Regions from separate parts of the Homo sapiens genome. Here region 2 is linked to region 1. The links are chromatin loops, found by intact Hi-C in ENCODE. Cell type or tissue: A673. All regions are shown on one strand. Each heading gives the region's core, and the rest is flanking DNA. Links, peaks and the distances in the headings are about the cores only.

The links. A loop is a pair of places that touch in the nucleus more often than their neighbours do. Peaks named below come from ENCODE experiments on the same cell type or tissue, not always from the same donor. Only the 100,000 strongest peaks of a DNase experiment are listed, where the experiment ranks them.
Region 2: it touches region 1 in a loop (14-fold over the local background); 2 of 110 quality-filtered maps call a loop at or near these places.

Annotation. Positions count from the first base shown.
Region 1 is chr11:34,038,415-34,050,081 of GRCh38, reverse strand. LOC101929918 (a long non-coding RNA gene) reads left to right here. Exons shown (of 3, transcript XR_931177.3): 3 at 4,707-5,495. Among named protein-coding and RNA genes, the nearest start is that of CAPRIN1, 7.5 kb to the left of the region's middle. In A673, for the core only: no CTCF peak of the experiment used is centred there; DNase peaks (open chromatin) are centred at 2,811, 3,771, 4,981, 6,011 and 1 weaker place; H3K4me3 peaks cover 1,209 bases; H3K27ac peaks cover 7,282 bases.
Region 2 is chr11:33,832,312-33,843,978 of GRCh38, reverse strand. No RefSeq gene overlaps it. Among named protein-coding and RNA genes, the nearest start is that of LINC02721, 16 kb to the right of the region's middle. In A673, for the core only: a CTCF peak has its summit at 8,361 (motif pointing left); DNase peaks (open chromatin) are centred at 6,478, 6,778, 8,328, 8,638 and 1 weaker place; H3K4me3 peaks cover 957 bases; H3K27ac peaks cover 3,281 bases.

The DNA.
Region 1 (11,667 bases), core at 1,808-9,807:
ACCTCTCTCACTACCACTATCACTACTATCTTGGACTGCATAGCAGACTTAACTGAATCTACATTTTAACAAGATCTTCAGGAGATTTGTGTGTACATTAAAGTTTCAGAAATCACTGTTTTGTTCCTCGGAATTGACCAATGTCTAAAGTTTTATTGGGAGACATCCAATCCATCTATGCACATCCATTCTATGACTGCCTCTCTGCCATAGCACAGCAGAGTTGAGTACTTGGGTGTGCAACAGACAGTAGGGTGTGCAAAACCTAGAATACTATCTCTTCTTTTACAAAAAAAGTGTTTGCCAATCCCTGGTTTAAAACTACAAAGGGGCCAGGTGAAGGGGCTCATGCCTGTAATTCCAACACTTTGGGAAGCCAAGGCTGGCAGATCACTTGAGGTCAGGAGTTCGAGACCAGCCTGGCCAATATGGCAAATCCTGTCTCTACTAAAAATACAAAAAAATTTGCTGGGTGTGGTGGCGCATGCCTGTAATTACAGCTGCTCAGGAGGTTGAGGCACGAGAACCCGGGAGGCAGAGGCTGCAGTGAGCCAAGATTGTGCCACTGCATTCCAGCCTAAGCAACAGAGTGAGACTGTCTCAAAAAACAAAAAACAACTGCAAATGGTACACATCCATCACAGTTCAACAGAGGGCCCTGTTCGTAGTAGTCACTCAGTAGATTCATGCTGATGCCATATCTCAAGTGTTGCTGATCACTGTACCACAAGAGAACTCAGGAATATCTCAGTCAATTAAATGCTTTAGACAAGTAGATATGCATCACATCTGCTTAAATTCATTGGCCAAAAAGAGTCACATGACCCTATCCAACTATAAGGGAGTCAAGAGATGGTATTCTATCAGATGCCGGGTAGGAAGCAGATGAGCCAGAAATATTTGGTGAATATATGAAGCTGTCACGCTTTCACTTCCTATATCATCCCAATCCCATTTCATTGGTGTTCTGACATTCTGCGTTTGTCTGTTCAGGTCAGCAAGTCCAGAAAGACCAATAAATTTAAGGCAAAGCTGTGTCCTAAAGCTCACTTCCTGCCCAGATCAATGCCAAGGTCTCAGTCATTCAAATTTGTGTATTTCCTACTTGACTGAAGCTATGTTTATGTGAATTTTAAATACTCATTTTTTAAACCCTTTTTTCTAGTACAGAGCTATGCAGTAACTTGCAGTCATTGCATCATTGAAGAAATAAAGGGTTCCCAGAAAACACACTGGAGGAGCAGAATATGTTTATAAATGGTTTATAAATTTAAAAACCTTGGTATACTTTAATATATGCCAATATTAAATATATTAACATAAAGCAAATACAACAATATGCAAAATAATATATTTCAATAACAAATCTTTCAAGCTGACATTTGCTTGTTCAATTCATTAGACCACAGCACTTTGAAGTTTCCACAAAGTGAATAATTAAACTATTTATCCTGATCATTTTAGCAAAATAATTCAACTGCTTGAACTTGAGTCACCCAATAAGCTAATGCTTATTTGTAGCAAAAGAGAGGAATCTTCATCTGAATTATATGAACTGCCTCTTTGTTTCAGGTTGACAGAAACCTGACCAAAGTGTGAACTACACTGTTCACATAGCTAAGGCTCTTAAAGTTTCTTAAATTTGTTTTTCCATCATTTTACTACAAGTCAGGAGTAGACATTTCTATCATAATTTTTCCAGTACAGTCTTTTTTATTGTAATTCAATCAATGATTGTCTATGTGTCCATGAACCACCACTAAACTCTAAGCTTTTCAAAGAAAAAGAGCAGTCGTTTTGTTTTTCCATCTCTGGATCCTCATAAGCAATAGCATGCCTGGCACAACTATTTTGTCACTAAGTATTGCCTACTGTATTAACATATCAGTACGGTTTTAATATTATTATTACTATTGGTCCATACTGTCTCTGAATTCTTACATTTTGGTCATCAGCTGAGATAACATCCTTTTCCGCTTATATTTTCCTATGTCCACCTTTTCTTGCGTGTAATATTATGCTTAGAAACAGGACTTCATGTTTTGTAGAGGTACAATATGTTCAGAATAGTTATTTCAGATTTCACGAAATACTGTTGTTTGTTATTGAACACTCTTAGAAGCTACACACTTTACTCAATGTAAAAGTAAACACAGTGGTATGTGCTTGAAATCCCAGCTACTCGGGAGGCTGAAATGAGAGCATTAGTTGAGCCCAGTAGTTCGAGGATGCAATATCATGTCACTACACTCCAGCGTGGACAACAGAGTAAAACCCAGCATCTAAAAAATAAAAATTTTATTTTTATTTTATTTTATTTATTTATTTTTTTGAGATGGAGTATCATTCTGTCGCCCAGGCTGGAGTGCAGTGGCAAGATCTCAGCTCATTGCAATCTCTACCTCCTGGGTTCAAGTGGTTCTCCTGCCTCAGCCTCCCGAGTAGCTGGGATTACAGGTGCATGCCATCATGCCCGACTAATTTTTGTATTTTTGGTAGAGACAGGATTTCACCATGTTGGCCAGGCTGGCCTCAAATTCCTGAGTTCAGGCAACCCACCTGCCTTGGCCTCCCAAAGAGCTGGGATTACAGGCCTGAGCCACTGCGCCCAGCCTAAAAATAAAAATGTTTTAAAAGCAAAAACACCTTGGCCACAGGTACTAAAATCTTTCATATAGTTACTTATATGAATTGTATGTTGTCTTAACATCATGTTTCTATTTCAGTGGTTCCCAACCTGTGGTGATTTTGTCCCTCGGGGACACTTGATTTAAAGGTCTCCTAAGCACCAAATCACTAGCAATGTCTAGAAGTATTTAGTTGTCACAACTTGAGGGGAAGATGTTAATTGCATCCAGTTTGTAGAGGCCAAAGATGCTTCTAAACATCTTACAATGCACAAAACAACACACAATTATTCAGACCAAAACATCAATAATGCCGAGTTTGGGAAATGCTGTTCTATTTTATGAGATAAAAGATGTAGTCACTGGCCAGGCACGGTGGCTCATGCTTGTAATTCCAGCACTTTGGGAGGCCAAGGCAGACGGATCACCCAAGGTCAGGAGTTCGAGACCAGCCTGGCCAACATGGTGAAACCCTGTTTCTACTAAAAATACAAAAATTAGCCGGGCATGGTGGCGGGTGCCTGTAATCCCAGCTACTCAGGAGGCTGAGGAAGGAGAATCACTTGAACCTGGGAGGCAGAGGTTGCAGTGAACCAAGATTGCGCCACTGCACTCCAGCCTGGGTGACAGGGCAAGACTCTATCTCAAAAAACAAAACAAAAAAGTAGTCACTTGTTCTAGCACTTTACAAGTAAAGCTACTCTGATGACACTGGCGCCCCAAATTAAAAATGCCTTTAGAAATGCCTTATTGAGGTGGCTCACGCCTGTAATCCCAGCACTTTGGGAGGCTAAGGTGGGTGGATCACCTGAGGTCAGGAGTTTGAGACCAGTCTGGCTAACGTGGCGAAACCCCGTCTCTACTAAAAAAAATGTAAAAATTAGGCGGGTATGGTGGTGCATGCCTGTAATCCTAGCTACTCAGGAGGCTGAGGCAGGAGAATCACTTGAACCCAGGAAGCGGAGGTTGCAGTGAGCTGAGATCACGGCACTGCACTCCAGCCTGGGCAACAGAGCAAGACTCTGTCTCAAAAAAAAAAAAAAAAAAAAGGAAGAAAGAAAGAAGGGGGGTGGGGCGCGGGTGGGGGAGAGAGAGAGAGAGAAAGAGAAAGAAAGAAAGAGAAAAAGGGGGGAGCGTGGAGGGGGGAGAGAGACAGGAAGGAAGGAAGGAAGGAAGGAAGGAAGGAAGGAAGGAAGGAAGGAAAAGAAAAAAAAGAGAACTAACTGCATTATGCATGTTGCCAAGATGCAAGCTGATCTGTTCGTAGGGTGATCTTGCATCTTGGCAATATGAATAATCATGGTCATTTCAGGCAATAAAGTATTCTGTGTATCAATTCCCCTACTAATACATACAACCACTGTGAACAATAATTTGAGAAAAATAACTTCCTTCAAGGTAACAACTAACTGCTCCATGAATTTTGGAAGGAATAAAACTTTATGTATCTCAGTTAATACATACTAGGGGAATATAAGTATAGAAGTAATCAGCTTATTCAAGATTGTTCCTATAGCTGGTCAGGATAGTATTATTTCAAGAATAATTTTCACACCTAACAGCACAACTCCCCCTATATTAATGGTTTACTCTTTGTGTGTTGATAACTTGTTTATCTTGAGAGCCTGAGAACTTGATTTAAAGGTCTCCTAAGCACCAAATCACTAGAGATGTGAAAAATGTCATGAGAAGATGTAGGTCCTGTGTTTGTTTTTTTCTTGCATAGATTTTCAGTGGATGTAGAATTTGCAAAGGAGAGAGCCCTACCCCCCACACCCCAATTCTCGTCTTTGATGCAGTGCTTCCCAAAGTAGGCAAGGACCACCAATTTCCAAATGACCTGGGGTACTTGTCAAAATGAAAATTCCTAGACTCCCCCCCAGACATTGCCTCTACATCCCAGAATCTGAAACCTAGGAACATCCATTTAAAAAACGAAACTCCCCTTTGCACATTCAAGCTTGTGAATCTCTGCTCTATAGACGTAGAGTGTACATGCTACTCATTTTCACAAAAATAAGTGCCAAAAATGTTCAAAAACATCTTCTTTTCATGGTATCTTCCTATCTTTCCTCCCAGGTAGTGCTGTGACAGTGTCTTAAGTAGGGCATGTTGATAGATGGAAAAGGACGGCAAACTCGAGGTGCTGATTCAGGAAGAAGCAGATTCCAAGATGGAAGAGAAAATATCGAGAGAAATATGCCGAGAGAAGAATCCAGGCAGAATGGAATCCAGGCAGAATGGTGAATGGAAGGTTCGGGTGACCAAGAGAAAGGAAGGGTGACTCAGCAAGTCTGTAGTTTCAGCTCTTGTATAGTACGTTATACTTGAAAAGCTGAAGCCTTTTCTCGGGGAAGAGTCAGAACGGCCTGGAGGGCTTGCTAAAGCGCTGCTGGCTGGGCCCCGCCCGCTGAATGACTAATGGAGACTCTGAGGGCCGGCTGGTAATTTGAGTTTCTAACAAGCCCTGTTTCGATGCTGGTACAGCCGATCTAGGGAAAATATTGGAACAAGGAAAAAACTAAGAAGAAATTTTAAAAAGTAATCAAAGGCGGCCAAGTGAGGTGGCTCACGCCTGTGATCCTAGCGCTTTGGGAGGCCGAGGCGGGCAGATATCTGAGGTCAGGGGTTTGAAGACCAACATGGAGAAACCACGTCTCTACTAGAAATACGAAAACTAGCCAGGCGTGGTGGCTAATGCCTGTAATCCTAACTAGTCAGGAGGCTGAGGCAGAGGAGTCGCTTGAACCCAGGAGGGGGAGGTTGCAGTGAGCCGAGATCGCGCCACTGCACTCCAGCCTGGGCAACAAAGACTCCATCTCAAAAAAAAAAAAAAAAGTAATAAAAAATGACAGTAGTGTACTGTAATATGTATGTTTTCTGCTGCTACTTTTTGTTTTGCATTTTCCTCTTAAAGAGACCAGAAGATGGCTGGGCTCAGTGGCTCATGCCTGTAATCCCAGCACTTTGGGAGGCCGAGGCAGGTGGATCACCTGAGGTCAGGAGTTTGAGACCAGCCTGGCCAATATGATGAAACCCTGTCTCTACCAAAAATACAAAAATTAGCCAGGCGTGGTGGCAGGCGCCTGTAATCCCAGCTACTCGGGAGGCTGAGGCAGGAGAACGGTTTGAACCCGGGAGGCCAAGGTTGCAGTAAGCCAAGATCACGCCATCACACTCCAGCCTGGGGGACAAGAGTGAGACTTCGTCTCCCAAAAAAAAAAAACCAAAAAGAGGGCAGAAGAGAAAAAATAGAAGGAGATATTGGACATCCTAGTCATACCCCATTTAGACTTTGCCTACAGAGGACAATGAAAGAAGGCAGCAACCTTTTCTCTGGGCCCTCCTTGTCTAAACCAAATGCAGATCTGGCAGCCCTATAGTATTGCAAGATCATATTCCTTGGCGTTCTTTGGAGCTAGAGCTGGTGGTGTTTCTCCTCGTGAATGCTGTGCTAACATCCACCTAAAGCGGAAAGAAGACAGTTCTTTAGGATAGCTAGGGCTGATTTGATGTGAGAAAAAGAAATGATGGTGTGACAAGGAATGCGTTTATGCAGCCTTTTCACAGAAAAAAAGTATAAATTATAATTAAATATTTTTAAACCTTCATTTTTAAAAAATTGCAAGAGTAATACAAGTTTATTGCAAATAATTTAGATAAGTAAATTATGCAAAACTAAAACAACAGCTCAGTGTGTTGTATAACTTTTATTGGGCTCTAATTTACCTATCATAAAATTAACCCATTTAAAGTGTACAATTAACTGGTTTTTAGTATATTTGATATTTGAGAGTAATGCAACCATTGCCATTACCTAATTTTAGGACATTTTTATCACCCCAGGAAGTAACATGTACCTCATTAGCAGTCATTCCCCATTTACCCCTCCTCCTAGCCCCTGGCTACTGCTAATCTACTTTCTCTATGAAATTGCCTATTCTGGACATTTTAGATAGCTGGAACCCTACAATATATGGCCTTTTGTGCCTGGCTTATTTCACTTATCATAGTATTTTTAAGATACATCCTTGTTTTGGCATGAATTTCATTCCTTTTTATGGCTGAATAATATTCCATTGAATAGGTATACTAGAGTTTGTTTGTCTATTCATCCATTGATAGACACTTGGGGTGTCTTCCACTTCTTGGTTGTTGTGAATAATGCTGTTGTGAATATTTGATATGGTTTGGATTTGTGTCCCCACCCAAATCTCATGTCAAATTGTGATCCCCAATGTTGGAGAAGGGGCCTAGTGGGTGGGAGGTGATTGGATCATAAGGGCAGACTTCCCTCTTGCTGTTGCTGTGATAGTGAGTTTCACGAGATCTGGTTGTTTAAAAGTGTGTAGCACTTCCACCCTCACTCTGTCTCTCCTGCTGCACCATGTGAAGATTGTGCCTGCTTCCCCTTTGCCGTCTGCCATGATGATAAGTTTCCTGAGGCCTCCCCCAGCCTGTGGAACAGTAAGCCAATTAAACCTCTTTTCTTTATAAATTACCCAGTCTCAGGTAGTTTTTTTTTTTTCAACGGAGTCTCACTCTATCACCAGCCTGTAATGCAGTGACGCGATCTCGGCTCACTGCAACCTCTGCCTCCTGGGTTCAAGTGATTCTCCTGCCTCAGCCTCCCAAGTAGCTGGGACTACAGGCACGCGCCACCATGCCTGGCTGATTTTTTTTTGTATTTTTAGTAGACACGGGGTTTCACCATGTTGGCCAGGATGGTCTTGATCTCTTGACCTCATGATCCACCTGCCTTGGCCTCCCAAAGTGTTGGGGTTACAGGTGTAAGCCACTGCACCTGGCCTCAGGTAGTTCTCTATAGCAATGAGAGAACAGACTAATGCAACATTCATGTACAAGTTTTTTGTATGAACACATGTTTTCAATTCACTAGGTATACACCTACAGTAGATTGCTAGGTTATATGGTAACTTTATGTGTAATGTTTTTGTTTTTGTTTTTGTTTTGGGATGGAGTCTCGCTCTGTTGCCCAGGCTGGAGTGCAGTGGTGTGATCTCGGTTCACTGCAGCCTCCACCTCCCGAGTTCAAGCGATTCTCCTGCCTCAAGCTCCAAAGTAGCTGGGCCTGTAGGTGCGCACCACAACGCCCGGCTAATTTTTTTTGTATTTTTAGTAGAGATGGGGTTTCATCATGTTGACCACACTGGCCTCAATCTCCTGACCTCGTGATCCGCCCTCTTCAGCCTCCCAAAGTGCTGGGATTACAGGCATGAGCCACTGTGCCTGGCCTACATGTAATATTTTGAGCAACTGCCTAAGTGTTCTCCAAAGTGGCTGCACCATATTCAGCTTTGTATGAGGTTTCAATTTCTTTACATCCTCATCAAACACTTGTTATTAGCCATGTTTGTTTGTTTGTTTGTTGTTTTTGTTTTTTTGAGACAGAGTCTCGCTCTATCGCCCAGGCTGGAGTGCAATGGCACAATCTCAGCTCACTGCAACCTCCACCTCCCAGGTTCAAGCTATTCTTCCGCCCCAGGCTCCCAAGTAGCTGGGATTACAGGCACCTGCCATCATGCCCAGCTAATTTTTGCATTTTTTGTAGAGACAGGGTTTCAACATGTTGGCCAGGCTGGTCTTGAACTCCCGACCTCAGGTGATCTGCCCACCTTGGCCTCCCAAAGTGCTGGGATTACAGGTGTGAGCCACCGCGCCCCGCCCTTAGCCATGTTTTTGATTATCGCTGTGCTAGTGAATGTGTCTCAGTGAGAAGCAGTACCTTATTGGGGCTCTATTTGCATAACTGGTTGTCTTTAAACAAGGATTAGATTATTCCACTCTTTGTGGGATTTACATATGATTTTGGAAGAAAGTGGGGGAAATGGAATCATATTTCAAGGGTTCTTTTACCTTTATGATTAGGACTGTCACAGCTCTAGTGTCTACATTGCCAGGCAATGCTATGAAGCACTCAGCTGATGAGGCCTTGGGAAGAAAGTATCAGAAGACTAATACTGGCAGTGAGTGGACACTCAGGCATGTCTGTTGACTGGGATTTGATGATGATTAAACTTAGGCAAGGTCGATTTTTATGTACCGGAAATGTTTGATTTTAGCATTTGGAAGACTTCTCAGCCCCTCATTACTTCTGCAACAAGAACTTAGCACCTTGTGCATGCCAGGCACTGTCTGTGTTTATTCACATGTTGAATAAGACATAATCCTATGGCCTCCAGAAAATTAGTATTAAGAAGGGTAGTCAAATATATAAAGAGATACAATTTAATGTGATATACTTCAGTGAGATACTACTACATAGTCACCAAAATGGCTAAAATTTAAAAACTGAAATGGGCCAGGCACATTGGCTTATGCCTGTAATCCCAGCACTTTGAGAGGCCAATGCGGGCAGATGGCCTGAGCTCAGGAGTTAAAGACCAGCTTGGGCAACATGGCGAAACCCCATCTCTACAAAAACTACAAAAATTACCTGGGCATGGTGGCACGTGCCTGTAGTCTCAGCTTCTTGGGGGGCTGAGGAGAGAGGATCTCTTGAGCCTGGGAGGTTAAGGCTGCAGTGAGCCATGTTCGTGCCACTGCACTCCAGCCAGGGTGACAAAGCAAGACCCTGTCCTAAAAGCAAAAGAAAACAAAACAAAAACAAAGCAAAACCTGAAATAAACAAGGAATGGCAAGAATGTAGCGCAACTGGAATTTCCATGCAGTGTGGATGGGAGTATAAATTGGCCCAGACAGCCGTGCGCGGTGGCTCACACCTGCAATCCTAGAACTTTGGGAGGCTGAGGCGAGTGGATTGCCTGAGCTCAGGAGTTTGAGACCAGCCTGGGCAACACGGCGTAACCCATCTCTACTAAAATACAAAAAATTAGCCGGGCATGGCGGCGTGCATCTGTAATCCCAGCTACTCGGGAGCCTGAGACAAGAGAATCACTTGAACCTGGGAGGTGGAGGTTGCAGTGAGCCAAGATCGTGCCACCGCACTCCAGCCTGGGTGACAGAGTGAGACTCTGTCTCAAAAAAATAAAAAATATATATAAATAAATAAATAGGCCCAGCCATCTTAGAACAGTGTTTGTCAGTATCTCCTAAAGCTGAGTATTCACATACCGTATAACTCAGAAATTCTGCTTTAGGCATATACTAATAGAAAAGCATAGATATGGTCATCAAGAGACATATACAAGCATGTTCATGGCAGCATTGTTCTTAGTAACCAAAAATGGAAACAACCCAAATTTCTATCAATAGTAGAAAAAGATAAATATATGGTATATTTATTTAATACATATAGCTGTGAAAATGAACAAACCACTGCTACTAGCAACAACATGGATAAATTCAACACACATAATGTTGAATCAAAGAAACTAGACACAAAAGTATGGAACAATAAAAACAAACTAATCTATGGTAAAAGAAATCGGAACAGTGATTACCTTTGTCATTAGGTAATGACTGGGATGTAGCACAAGAGAGGCTTTTGAGGTCCTGGCAATATTCTCTTTTTATTTTTTTATTTAATTATTTATTTTTGAGACAGGGTCTCACTCTGTCAGCCAGGCTGGAGTGCAGTGGTGCGATCATGGCTCACTGCAGCCTAGACCTCTCCGGGCTCAGGTGATCCTCCCACCTCAGCTTCCCAAGCAGCTGGGACCACAGGTGTGCGCCACCATGCCCTGCTAATTTTTGTTTGTTTGTTTATTTGTTTGGTTTTTGAAATGGAGTTTCACTCTTGTTGCCCAGGCTGGAGTGCAATGGCGCAATCTCGGCTCACTGCAACCTCTGCCTCCCGGGTTCAAGCGATTCTCCTGCGCCAGCCTCCCAAGTAGCTGGGATTACAGCCGCCACCACGCCAGGCTAATTTTTTGTATTTTTAGTAGATACAGGGTTTCACCATGTTGGCCAGGCTGGTCTCGAACTCCTGACTTCAGGTGGTCCACCCGCCTCAGCCTCCCAAAGCTCTGGGATTGCAGATGTGAGCCACCATGCCCAGCCTAATTTTTGTGTGTATATATATATATATGTTTTTTTTTTTTTTTGGTAGAGGTGAGGTTTCCCCACATTACCCAGACTAGTCTCTAACTCCTGGACTCAAGCTATCCACTCACCTCAGCCTCCCAAAGTGCCAGGATTACGGGTATGAGATATTATGCCTGGCCAATATTCTATCTCTTGTTCAGAGTGATAGTTACATAGCTGTGTTCACTTCGTAAAGTTCATTGAGCCATATGCCTACAGTTTGCACACTCCTGTAGGTATGTTATGCTTCAATATAAATGTCTACTTAAGATATTTTCTTTTTTATGGCAAAAATATGGGCAACCCAGAAGGCTGTACAAGAACAGAGGTGACACATAAGTGGAGTGGGTAACTCTTTATGGGTGGGAATCAGAAAAGGCTCTCTGGAAATGTTGCCAGAGCTGAATTTTGAAAGATTTTTTTTTTTTTTTGAGGCGAAGTTTCACTCTTGTTGCCCAGGCTGGAGTTCAATGGCATGATCTCGGCTCACTGCAACCTCCGCCTCCCGGGTTCAAGCGATTCTCCTGCCTCAGCCTCCCAAGTCGCTGGGATTACAGGCATGTGCCACCAAGCCCGGCTAATTTTTGTATTTTTAGTAGAGACAGGGTTTCTCCATGTTGGTCAGGCTGGTCTCGAATTCCCAACCTCAGGAGATCCGCCCACCTCGGACTCCCAAAGTGCTGGGATTACAGGTGTGAGCCACTGCACCTGGCGAAAGATAATTTTTACAAGAAACAAAAGTGGGTAAAAGAAAGAGGAAAGGCATTGCAGGCAGAGGGAACAGCATGCTCAATAGCACATGAAAGCATAAAATCATATCGTGTGGTTTAGGGATCCCAAGTGTTTCTATATTATGGGAGTATTAATTGGGGAGGGATGGCAGGGAGAGAGCTGCAGATAATAAGACTAGCCAGGTAAGCTATGACCAGGTCATGAAAACTCCTTTTATCCTAGTTACACCGCTTGAACTTGAACTATAGGTCTTAGCCTTCTTATGGAAATACATTCCCCTGAAGTTCTGATTAAAATTACA
Region 2 (11,667 bases), core at 1,810-9,809, 210 kb after region 1:
CAAATTCTTTTTAAAAGACTGATTTTTGTAGGAAAGGTGGAGTCAAAATACCTGGCAATTTTGCCAATGCTACCATTAGTAATAAATTATCAAATTAGATAACAGAATCAGGGAATTGGGGATCTGGAGAGGAAAGCCCAACACTTTTCCTTTTCTAGATGGAAAAAAGGAGATCCAGAGATAGCAAGCCACAACAGCAAATCTGAAATCATAACTAAGAGCTCACAGTTCTTGTCTAGAGCTCTTCTCCAGAATGCTATGGCCTAGACAAAAAAAAAAAAAAAAAAAAAAAGACTTAAAAAAATAAAGTGCTGGCAGGGGTCGGTGGCTTAAGCCTATAATCCCAGTACTTTATAGACTGGGGCAGGCAGATCACCTGAGGTCAGGAGTTCAAGACCAGCCTGGTTCCAACATGGCGAAACCCCATCTTTACTAAAAATACAAAAATTAGCCAGGCATGGTGGTGGGTGCCTGTAATCCCAGCTACTCAGGAGGCTGAGGCAGGATAATTGCTTGAACCCAGGAGGCGGAGGTTGCAGTGAACCAAGATTGTGCCATTGGACTCTGGCCTGGGAGACAGAGCGACACTCTGTCTCAAAAATAAATAAATAAATAAATAAAAAATAAAGTGCTTCAGAGAAGCTAAATGCTCTACCAACAAGAGCACTATATTTGGGCAAATGAAGTCAGAATCTGCTTATCAGTTCTTCTAATGGAAATGACAACCAGCACAAGCAAAATGCCTTATGATTTGGAAGATAAAAGAACCCAGTGCTCACCAGATCTCCTGTTATTCCTGATGGAACCCTCCCAGCTATTACACCTTGGAAAAATATTAACGTGTTCAGCCAACAAAGACAAATTTAAAAGCAAAGAAAGCAAGTGATGCTGTACGTTGCAATGCCACCCGATATTCAAATTGTACCCTCCTGAGCTGTGTCTAATGTCAGCATCATTTTTTTAAAGAGACATATCAGTTTCCGTCAAGGTTTTTATTTCACTTTACCCATTCTTCACTGCCTGAACTGGGGCAAAAGAAAGGAAGAATTATCAGCTACATTACTTTTTAATTTAATGCCCTTGAGTAAGGGCAGTAGCAGCGAGGCATAATAGAGATTTCAGGGGGACGGCAAAGGGAGAACAGTTGTTCGCGCAACCTCTTCCATGGATGCTGGTTGCAGCAGCTGTCTCTGCCATCATTCTCGCAAGGTAATGCCTTGCTTCCCATTGTCATTGTATCTCAGAATCAAATTATTTGAATTCCAGACACATCGACAGCACACTGAAGGGCCCCTGCCAATTTTTGCAGCTTGCTCGGAAAAGAGCATCATGAAGCATTACTCATTTATACGAAGCCCAGGCTCCTGTTGTAAATCCAGCATGCAGGACTGCCTCCAGGTGCATCCCTTCAGCTTAGCTCTCTAATCCTGTAACCCTTTACCACCAGCTCCTTCCTGGAAGCAGGTGCGCCACATCCCCGTGCCAGTCCTTCCCCCTCTTGGAGCCTGTGTTCAGTGGATGGAGTCCCGGCTGCCAGAGCTGACCTGGAGACAGAAACCAGCTATTTTTCCTGTCAGGTCTGGGGGTGAAAAACCCCAGGCACAATACAGTGAGTTGTCCCCACAGCTACCCCTCCAATATTGTCATACAGATGAAGTCTGGTTAAAATCCACATCTGCCTCACAATAGTGAAGTTGCTGATAATAGCGCATCTCTTGTCGGAAGATGAGGGATCTAGTTAGCAAAAGTGTTTATGAAGAATTTTTTTATCACTTAGAAAAAAATCTCACAAAATAAAGGAAAAAAGAATATGTGTAGTATAATCTCAAATGTTATATATGTTTTCAATATGCATGTAAGTACACACACAAACATATATATGTATATATATTATATTTAGAGAGATATAGATATTTTTTGACACAGGGTCTCGCTCTGTCACCCAGGTTGAAGTACAGTGGCACAATCATGGTTCATTGTACCTAGGTTGCTGCCCAGGCTCAAGTGATCCTCCCACTTCAGCCTCCCAAGTAGCTGGCACTACAGGCATGCACCACTACACCGAGCTAATTTTTTTTTTTTTTTTTTTTTTTTTTTTTTTGTAGAGATGGGGTTTCACCATGCTGTCCAGGCTGGTCTCGAACTCCTCGGCTCAAGCAATCTGCCTGCACTGGCCTCCCAAAGTGCTGGAATTGCAGGCATGAGCCACCATGCACCCAGCCACAAACATATTTAACTAGAAAATACAACAAAAATGGACAGTGATTATTTTATGTTTCTTCTTTACTTTTTTCTATATTTTTCTAAAACAAGCAGATACTGCTTTTATAGTCAGGAAAATGAATGTTGTTTATAAAGATAATTTCCGTCAAGAGTGTTTTTAAACAAACAACTGTTTTCAAAAGTTTCGCTACACAGTCAATTTTTATCCCCAGCCCTGTAAGTGAAGGGTCCCCATCCACTGTCCCCTGGTTAGAAGAGTTTTCCCAAGGGGTTCTTTTGACACAAGTCCGGGTTTAGGAGAGTTTTGTCCAGCAGGAACAAGAGTGACCTTATTAGTCCAGTCAGATTCTCTTACTAATTGAGCTACACAGAGATCAGTAGTAGAGGCAGAAAAAGAAGGAAAAGGGAAAGGAGGAGGGAGAAGGTGGGTTATTTGAATGGCTGGAGTGCAGACTACTGGGGAAGGGATAAAGAAACTCTTAATATAATAGCTGGAGCTGCCTTGGACCCTGGACAAGCTTCCAATTCCAGGGTTCTATGCCACGCAGGTCAATAGTTCCTATTTTTCCCATGAAGACTTGGTAATTGGTCTTCCTAAGTACCCAGAAGGCAGATCCATGGCCAAGAATCCTGTTTTCCTTGGTACCACAGGTATCCTTTTAACAATCTATCTGGTGGACCATTAAAATCCTCTCCTGGGTCAGACTATATATGGATTATTTGAACCACACGAGCAATTTCAGGATATCAAGAGCTTGAGACCAGGCAGATGAGTTCCACTGGTAATTTTATTCTTTATTTAGTAAACTATCCAAACCAAGGCTATCACTAGCCCATATGGCATTTCGTACAAATTTGAAAAAGCTAATCTTTCCTCAAGTTAAAAAGTTATATTATTTATTTCTCAATAATAACAAGGACTGGCAGTAATTCCATGTAAATTATGCAAGCAAATAATTCATTATAAAATATTGAAAAATTCAAATGATTAATTATAATATTAAGAACTCAAAGTCACTTGGATTTAATAATTTGTTGTAAAAAAGACATCTTGTCTTTGTGGAAGTAAAATTCTTTTTGACAGTTTTAATTCTTACTTGTTTTATTGCTTATATTTTATGGAAATGATCATCAGATTGGTGGACTTTTCTTCTTGATTGTAGGCCTTACATTGGTTGTTTTGTTTTGTTTTGTTTTTGAGACAGGGTCTTGCTCTGTCCCCAGGCTGGAGTGCAGTGGCGCGATCACAGCTCACTGCAGGCTTGACCTCCTGGTCTCAAGTGATCCTCCCCACTCTGCCTCCCCAGTAACTGGGACTACAGGCACACGCCACGGTACCCAGCTTAATGTATTTAATTTTGATAAGCCACATTCTCCATTGATATTGCTATTGGCAAAATTAGTTGTATCTTGAAAGGCATGAAGTTATTTGGAAGTGGATCTAGTAAGTTATTGTAACAAAGACTTTGCAATATTTTAGTGAAAGAACATTAGATTTTAAAAGACAACTTCAGGTTTTTAGGGCTTTGTACATTGATGAATGATCTATAAAAGCCTTTAATATGCTTGTCAGTCAATTTCAATTGTACATTTTTAACGCAGCCTTGGTACTTCATATTCACAGCAATTCTTCAAATCACATGCGATATCTGGAACCTTCCTACTCCACATATCCAGCATCAAAGCATCATCAGGGGCTTGTTAGGAATGCAGAATTTCAGGTCCCAACCCAGAGTTACTGAATCTGAATTTGCATTTTAATAAGATCCCCCGCATTCTATATGCACAGGAACATTTGAGAAATACTAATCTAAGACACAGAAAAGACCATATAGTCCTTCTGCAATATAAATCTTTCCTTTAAAGAAAATATGACTGTAACCTATAGAGAGAAAAATAGAAATAAATTTGGGATCACAGGTGGATTGACTGTAGAAATGACATTTGAAATTAATCTTCCTGGCCAGGCACGGTGGCTCACACCTGTAATCCCAGCACTTTGGGAGGCTGAGGCGAGCGGATCACCTGAAGTCAGGAGATCAAGACCAGCCTGGCCAACATGGTAAACACTGTCTCTACTAAAAATACAAAAATTAGGTGAATATGGTGGGGCACTCCTGTAATCCCAGCTACTCAGGAGGCTGAGGTGGGAGAATACCTTGAGCCCAGAGGCGGAAATTGCAGTGAGCAGAGATTGCGCCACTGCACTCCAGCCTGGGTGACAAAGTGAGACTTCATCTCAAAAAAAAAGAAAGAAAAAAAAGAAATTATTCTTCCTCTTCTTTCTGGTATTTTTATATTAGAAAAATTGGGCTTAATGTTGAGAAACTCTGCAATTTGTTTAGCAGCTTAATGTTGAGAAACTCTGCAATTTGTTTAGCAGCAATAATATCTTTGTGTGAATATCATAAGTTAATTTTTCCTAAAAAATTTTCTAAGCCCATAATGTTATGCTTTCAAGGGAATTATATATACTGACTTTGGGTTCCTGTCTAAGTTTGCATATAACATTAACTTTATCTTTACTCCTAATTTAGGCTGAACAATGCATTTTAAAGAAGATATTTTCAGTATACTTCTGACTTGCATTTTAGAATCTACATTTTTATTCATATCATCAACATGCATTGCATACTCTCTCTAATTAAGTTCTAGTAGCAAGATGGCATCTCCTCAAGTTTCCCATCCTATATTCAACAATGATTTAAAATTTTATGTTCCATAAATGCCTTTACAATATATTCCAACATTTGGTTGAAGCAAAAGAGTTAGTTATATCATATTTACAAGAAAAAAACAAACAATCCCATCAAAAAGTGGGCAAAGGATATGAACAGACACTTCCCAAAAAAAGACATCAATGCAGCCAACAAACATATGAAAAGCTCAACATCACTGATCATCAGAGAAACGCAAATCAAAACCAAAATGAGATACCATCTCATGCCAGTCAGAATGGCAATTATTAAAAAGTCAGGAAACAGGTGCTGGTGAGGCTGTGGAGAAATAGGAACGCTTTTACACTGTTGGTGGGAATGTAGATTAGTTCGACCATGGTGGAAGACAGTAGGGCGATTCCTCAAGGATCTAGAACCAGAAATACCATTTGACCCAGCAATCCTATTACTGGGTATATATCCAAAGGAATATAAATCATTCTGCTATAAAGACACATGCAGACGTATGTTTATTGAAACACTATTTACAATAGCAAAGACATGGAACCAACCCAAATGCCCATCAATGATAGACTGGATAAAGAAAATGGGGTACATATACAGCATGGGATACTATGCAGCCATGAAAAGGAATGAGATCATGTCCTTTGCAGGGATATGGATGAAGCTGGAAGCCATCATTCTCAGCAAACTAACACAGGAACAGAAAACCAAACACCGCATGTTCTCACTCATAAGTGGGAGTTGAACAATGAGAACACATGGACACAGAGAGGGGAACAACACACACCAGGGCCTGTTTGGGGGTTGGGGGTGAGGGGAGGGAACTTAGAGGACGGGTCAATAGGAGCAGCAAACCACCATGGCACACGTATACCTGTGTAACAAACCTACACGTTCTGCACATCTATCCCTTTTTTTTTTTTAGCAAAAAAAAAAGAGTAGTTATATAATTTCTTAGATGATATAAAAAAATTCAGTGCTGTAAAATAGATATTTGCTGCATCATTCAATATCAAATGTAAAGACACATAACAAAAAGTATAAAATACTCTAGACCTTTTTTAGGATCCTCTGTTGCAATCCATTATGATTTCTATGCATACTTGTGGCATTGCTGTATGTAACTTTTCTTTACATTTGCAAGTAGCCTTCTGAAAGTTTGTACATGCTTTCTTTTGTCATCTACTGGACAACCTCCCTCACCCAAATATCCACATATGAAATGTTTGTGTTCTAATAGTTTCATGTGTTCTTTATGTGTAGTTCTAATAGCTTTATGTGTTCTACCTGGCTTATACCAGAGACTGTATCTGAAATAATAAAGATAAATAATCTTTTTCAAAATTAGTTCATTCATTACTTCTGCTATCAGTTTAACTATTTGGTTTTTATATTTTATTCCTTAAAACTGTGTAACATTATTTGGTATCAATGTGCCATATTTTATTGAATTTTTGATAGTTTTTGCTAAGGAAGACAATTTTCCCTCCCTTCCTTCCTTGTTTCCTTCCTTCCTTCCTTCCTTCCTTCCTTCCTTCCTTCCTTCCTTTCTTTTTTTGAGACTGAGTCTCACTCTGTTGCCCAGGCTGGAGTGCTGTGGCACGATCTGGGCTCACTGCAACCTTTGTCTCCCGGGTTCAAGGCTGAGGGCCTGCCTCAGCCTTCCGAGTAGCTGGGACTACAGGCACGCACCACCACACCTGGCTAATTTTGTACTTTTAGTAGAGATGGGGTTTCGTCATGTTGGCCAGGCTGGACTTAAACTCCTGACCTCAAGTGATCCGCCCACCTTGGCCTCCCAAAGTGCTGGCATTACAGGCGGGAGCCATCATGCCCTGCCGGAAGACAATTTGCATCACTGCACTAGTAGTTTCCTGGATAATCTTCTCCCTAGATGTTGTCTTGTCAAAGCCGAGTCATGTATATTACGTGCACATGATATTGTTTCTCTTTATCATAGCATCTTTATCACTTTATATTATATATATTTCAAATCTTTGAATTCTTAACACCATTGAAGTGCATTTACCCTCTGTTTATTAGTATTATGTGATAAGTACTGCCAACCCATTCTAACATCTTTATTCTTCAGTTGACACTTTTTTTTCATCCCTGAAGAATTTGCAATATAGAGAAAACACAGAAACCATTAAGGTAGAATAATAAGGGGCGTGGTCGGTTTGACATTGGTAAGAATTTATGGGCCGGGCGCGGTGGCTCACGCCTGTAATCCCAGCACTTTGGGAGGCCGAGGCGGGTGGATCATGAGGTCAGGAGATCGAGACCATCCTGGCTAACAAGGTGAAACCCCGTCTCTACTAAAAATACAAAAAATTAGCCGGGCACGGTGGCGGGCGCCTGTAGTCCCAGCTACTCGGGAGGCTGAGGCAGGAGAATGGCGTGAACCCGGGAAGCGGAGCTTGCAGTGAGCCGAGATTGCGCCATTGCAGTCCGCAGTCCGGCCTGGGCGACAGAGCGAGACTCCGTCTCAAAAAAAAAAAAAAAAAAAAAAAAAATTTATGAATAAGTAATTTCTGAAAACTTCCTACCTGTACTGATAGTAGTTAAATACGATGGAAAGTTAAAATTCTTATGTATACATTTTGTAGACAAATTTCAAATAGAGTGTTCTATGGACAAAAATTCAAATTACATAGCCAAGTACCTCGATAGGGAAAAGAAAATCTAGTTTAATGTTTTCTTTTTCTCTTCCACTTTTTTCTCAAGTTATGTCTGACATAAATATTGAAATTAAATCCACATCCTAATTTAGCATTTTTTGCCTCCTGATTCTATCTTCTCCAAAAATATATTCAGTAGTCTAATTGATTGTCTTTGATTTCCTTCCATGTTTTCTGATTCTGAAATTAATTTTAAAAACTCCTTTGTAGTATCTGAGCAAAAAATCAATGGTATTTTATCTCGGAACTTACATGTACATAACATACAAAATATATAATTAACAGACTGCTAAATATTATCAAGCATTAATATTTTTATTAACAGGATATGCACAACAAGCAATTTCCATTATAGAACTAGCCAGATCACGAAGTGGTAATCTCTAATTTATGTGCATGTAATTCATTTTGTGGATTATCTGAGTGTATGTCATTTGATGGTGATTAATCTAATAATGAAAGTTCTTGTAGATTTAAACGAGGAATTCAGGAATAGCTTTTGGGTGCAGCGAACACAGCAGATAATGTGAAATGCAGTATGAAATATTAATTAGCCAGAGCTCTAACAACAATAGGGATTTAAAAAACATTTAAACACTCACCTACCAATAGATAAAGTGATTTCTTGTTTAGAAGTAAAAGTTATTTTCAGATGATGTTAGACATGTTGATTTCGAATACTGACTCATTTTTCCTTTGTAAATGGACTCTGAACAAAATATAGTAAACATCTTAAAACAAGACACTTTACTGCCATCTGCCGGGAAGTTGTAAGAAACATACAAATCGTCAATCTTTCCAATAAACAAAATAAAAATAAACATATAAAAATTATCACAATAATAAAGCATCTCTGATATGAACGGCACCTTGTTGAATGAGGAGTGCTTGTGCAGTGCCCAACATAGATCATCATGCCTAGATTTTACTATAGCTGCTTTCAAGTCTCTGTCAGAGAAGAGAAATTCCAGTTGGAGAAACATTCTTGAGGTCCAGTCTGGTGTTGCTCATTCATACTGTTGGTAGAAAACAGGGGAGGGGCCACAGTCTATAATTCAACTTCTGCAGAAGGCTGTCTACTCTCGTGAGTCAGACTGGGAGCTGGAGACTTTCATCACTTGCCCCAGGACAGAAGGCAGAATCTTCTCAAGGGTAAATCCATTGACTCTGCAGAAAGTGGGAGAAGGGGAGGAGTTAAACCCAGGAAAACTTTTTAAGGGAAAAAAGACTTGTCCCTTAAATTAGGGAGCTTGCAGATGAGCCAGAAGGATCCCTAAAGAACTTTAAGTGGAGGTAGGGGAGGGAGCTTTACGCATTTTGATTATAATTCTTCAGTGCAAACTCACAACTTCTTACTAGAAAGGGTGACATGAGCTCTGGCATGCTTTGCTTAGAAACAATGGTCAAGAATCCATTACTATTTTCTATTCCCAGAAGACAAATTCTCAGATGGAAAGGTGGTAAGACATCACCCTTATACACCCTCAGGTACTTGAGGTAAATCTTAAATGAGTCTGTATTTCTTGTGATGCAAATAGCAAAACTTAATATTAAACCAATAACTAATGCAGGGCTGAATGTCTTCCATTACCTCAGACAGTACCTGGCCCACAAGTGGCACTATCCCAAAGTGCTAAGTGAGCAATGATGATGTAGAATTAGGGAAACCAGAGAAGACTTCCAGGAGAAGGTGCTAGATCTTGACAAGGGGGCAGAATTGAGTTAGATCTCGACAAAGGGGCAGAACATTAGCAGGCAGAGACAGCAAGGAAAGGCCGCAGAGGTGTATATAGCCCTATGAAAAGCAAGACTCATAAAGTGGACAAAGAACTCGAACCATCGAGTGGACACTGGAGACAGGAGAATGTCAGGACAGCATGGTGACAGTGTATAGTGAGGAAGCTGAGATGTGGCAGGGGCCACAGTTTTGACACTGTGCATGGAAGCCAATTTGCAAGGGAGAATAATGATTGAATGGGAGAGGAGGGAAGGAAAACTAGAGAAGAGGAGGTTAGTTAAGCTACTCTCTCTCTTAATTTTTCAGTAAAGTAATATGTATATGTATATATTTCAAAGTGCACATAAATATATATAGCTTGATGAATAATTGATTTATTTACTTCTAACAACATAGATTAATTTTCAGATCTACTTTTTTGAAAAGGAGTTTTAAAAGATGGTAAAAGGAGAAAAATGGGATGGTAGCTTGAGTGGAAGCATCAATGGAAAGGAATTTTTAGGGCTGGTCTTGGTGGCTCACGCCTGTAATCCCAGCACTTTGGGAGGCTGAGTCGATTGCACTCTAGTCACCCAGGCTGGAGTGCAATGGCACGATCTTGGCTCACTGCAACCTCTGCCTCCCAGGTTCAAGCGATTATCCTGCCTCGGCCTCCCAAGTAGCTGGGATTACAGGTGCCCACCACCACACCCGGCTAATTTTTGTATTTTTTAGTAGAGACAGGGTTTCACCATGTTGGCCAGACTGGTCTCGAACTCCTGACCTTGTGATCCACCTGCTTCGGCCTCCCAAAGTGCTGAGATTGCAGGCATGAGCCACTGCGCCCAGCCCATAGACAGTTGTGAGCACGAACACTGAGCCAGACACACTCCCTAAGGTGTTATATGGTAATTCATTTGCTCCCCATAATAATGAGAAAGGCAATATTTATACGCCCATTTTACAGATAAAGAAATTAGCTGTGGGACTTATGGAAGTTAACTTTTTGATGTTTCAGTTTCCTTATCTATAAAATGCTAGCATTTAGAACATTGATAAGATTCATAGAGCCCATTCATTAGTTCAGCAAATTTTACCGAGCCCCTACTATGTGCCAGGCACTATTCTAGGCACTGGAGAAAGAGCAGGAAAAATGTTTTATTAGAAATACATTATATATATATATGGTTGGTGCAAAGGTAATTGCAATTTCAGACCATGAATTTGAAATCATTATAACTAGGCTCAAACACATCTTTATTCGTAAGAATAGGAACCATTACAATCAACACATTTTTACCAATGAGAAATGTTTGCTTATTGCTGTAGTGTAAAAATCCATACTTCAACATTTGAACTCTTGGAAAGCATTTTCTGCATCCTGCTGGTTGTGGAAGCGTTTTCCTTGCAAAAAGTTGTCGAGATGCTTGAAGAAGTGGTAGTCAGTCGACGAGAGGTCAGGTGAATATGGCGGATAAGGCAAAACTGTGTAGCCCAATTCCTTCAACTTTTGTTCAAAGTGTTGGTTGTGTGACATACGGCTGGGCATTGTCGTGGAGAGGAATTGGGCTCTTTCTGTTGACCAGTGCCGGCTGCAGGCATTGCAGTTTTTGGTGCAGCTCATCGATTTGCCGAGCATACTTCTCAGATGTAATGGTTTCTCTGGGATTCAGAAAGCTATAGTGGATCAGACCAGCAGCAGCCCACCAAACAGTGACCATGACCTTTTTTTTGGCGCAAATTTGGCTTTGGGAAGTGCTTTGGAGCTTCTTCTGGGTCCAGTCACTGAGGTGGTCATCGCCAGTTGTCGTATAAAATCGACTTTTCGGCGCACATCACAATCCGATTGAGAAATGGTTCGTTGCTGTTGCGTAGAATAAGAGAAGACGACACTTCACAACGATGTTTTTTCTTTAAACTTTCACTCCGCTCATGAGGCACCCACTTATCGAGCTTTTTCATCTTTCCAATTTGCTTTCAGTGCCGAACAACAGTAGGATGGTCGACGCTGAGTTTTTCGGCAACTTCTCATGTAGTTGTAAGAGGATGAGCTTCAGTGATGGCTCTCAATTAGTCATTGTCAGCTTCCGACGGCTGGCCACTACATTCCTCACCTTCAAGGCTCTTGTCTCCTTTGCAAAACTTCTTGCACCACCACCGCACTGTATGTTTGTTAGCAGTTCCTGGGCCAAACGCACTGCTGATGTTGCGAGCTGTCTCCGCTGCCTTACAACCCATTTTGAACTCAAATAAGAAAATCACTCGAATTTGCTTTTTGTCTAACATCATTTCCATAGTCTAAAATAAACATAAAATAAACTAGCAAAAAAACATAAAGCGAGAAATGCCCATTAAAATGATGTAT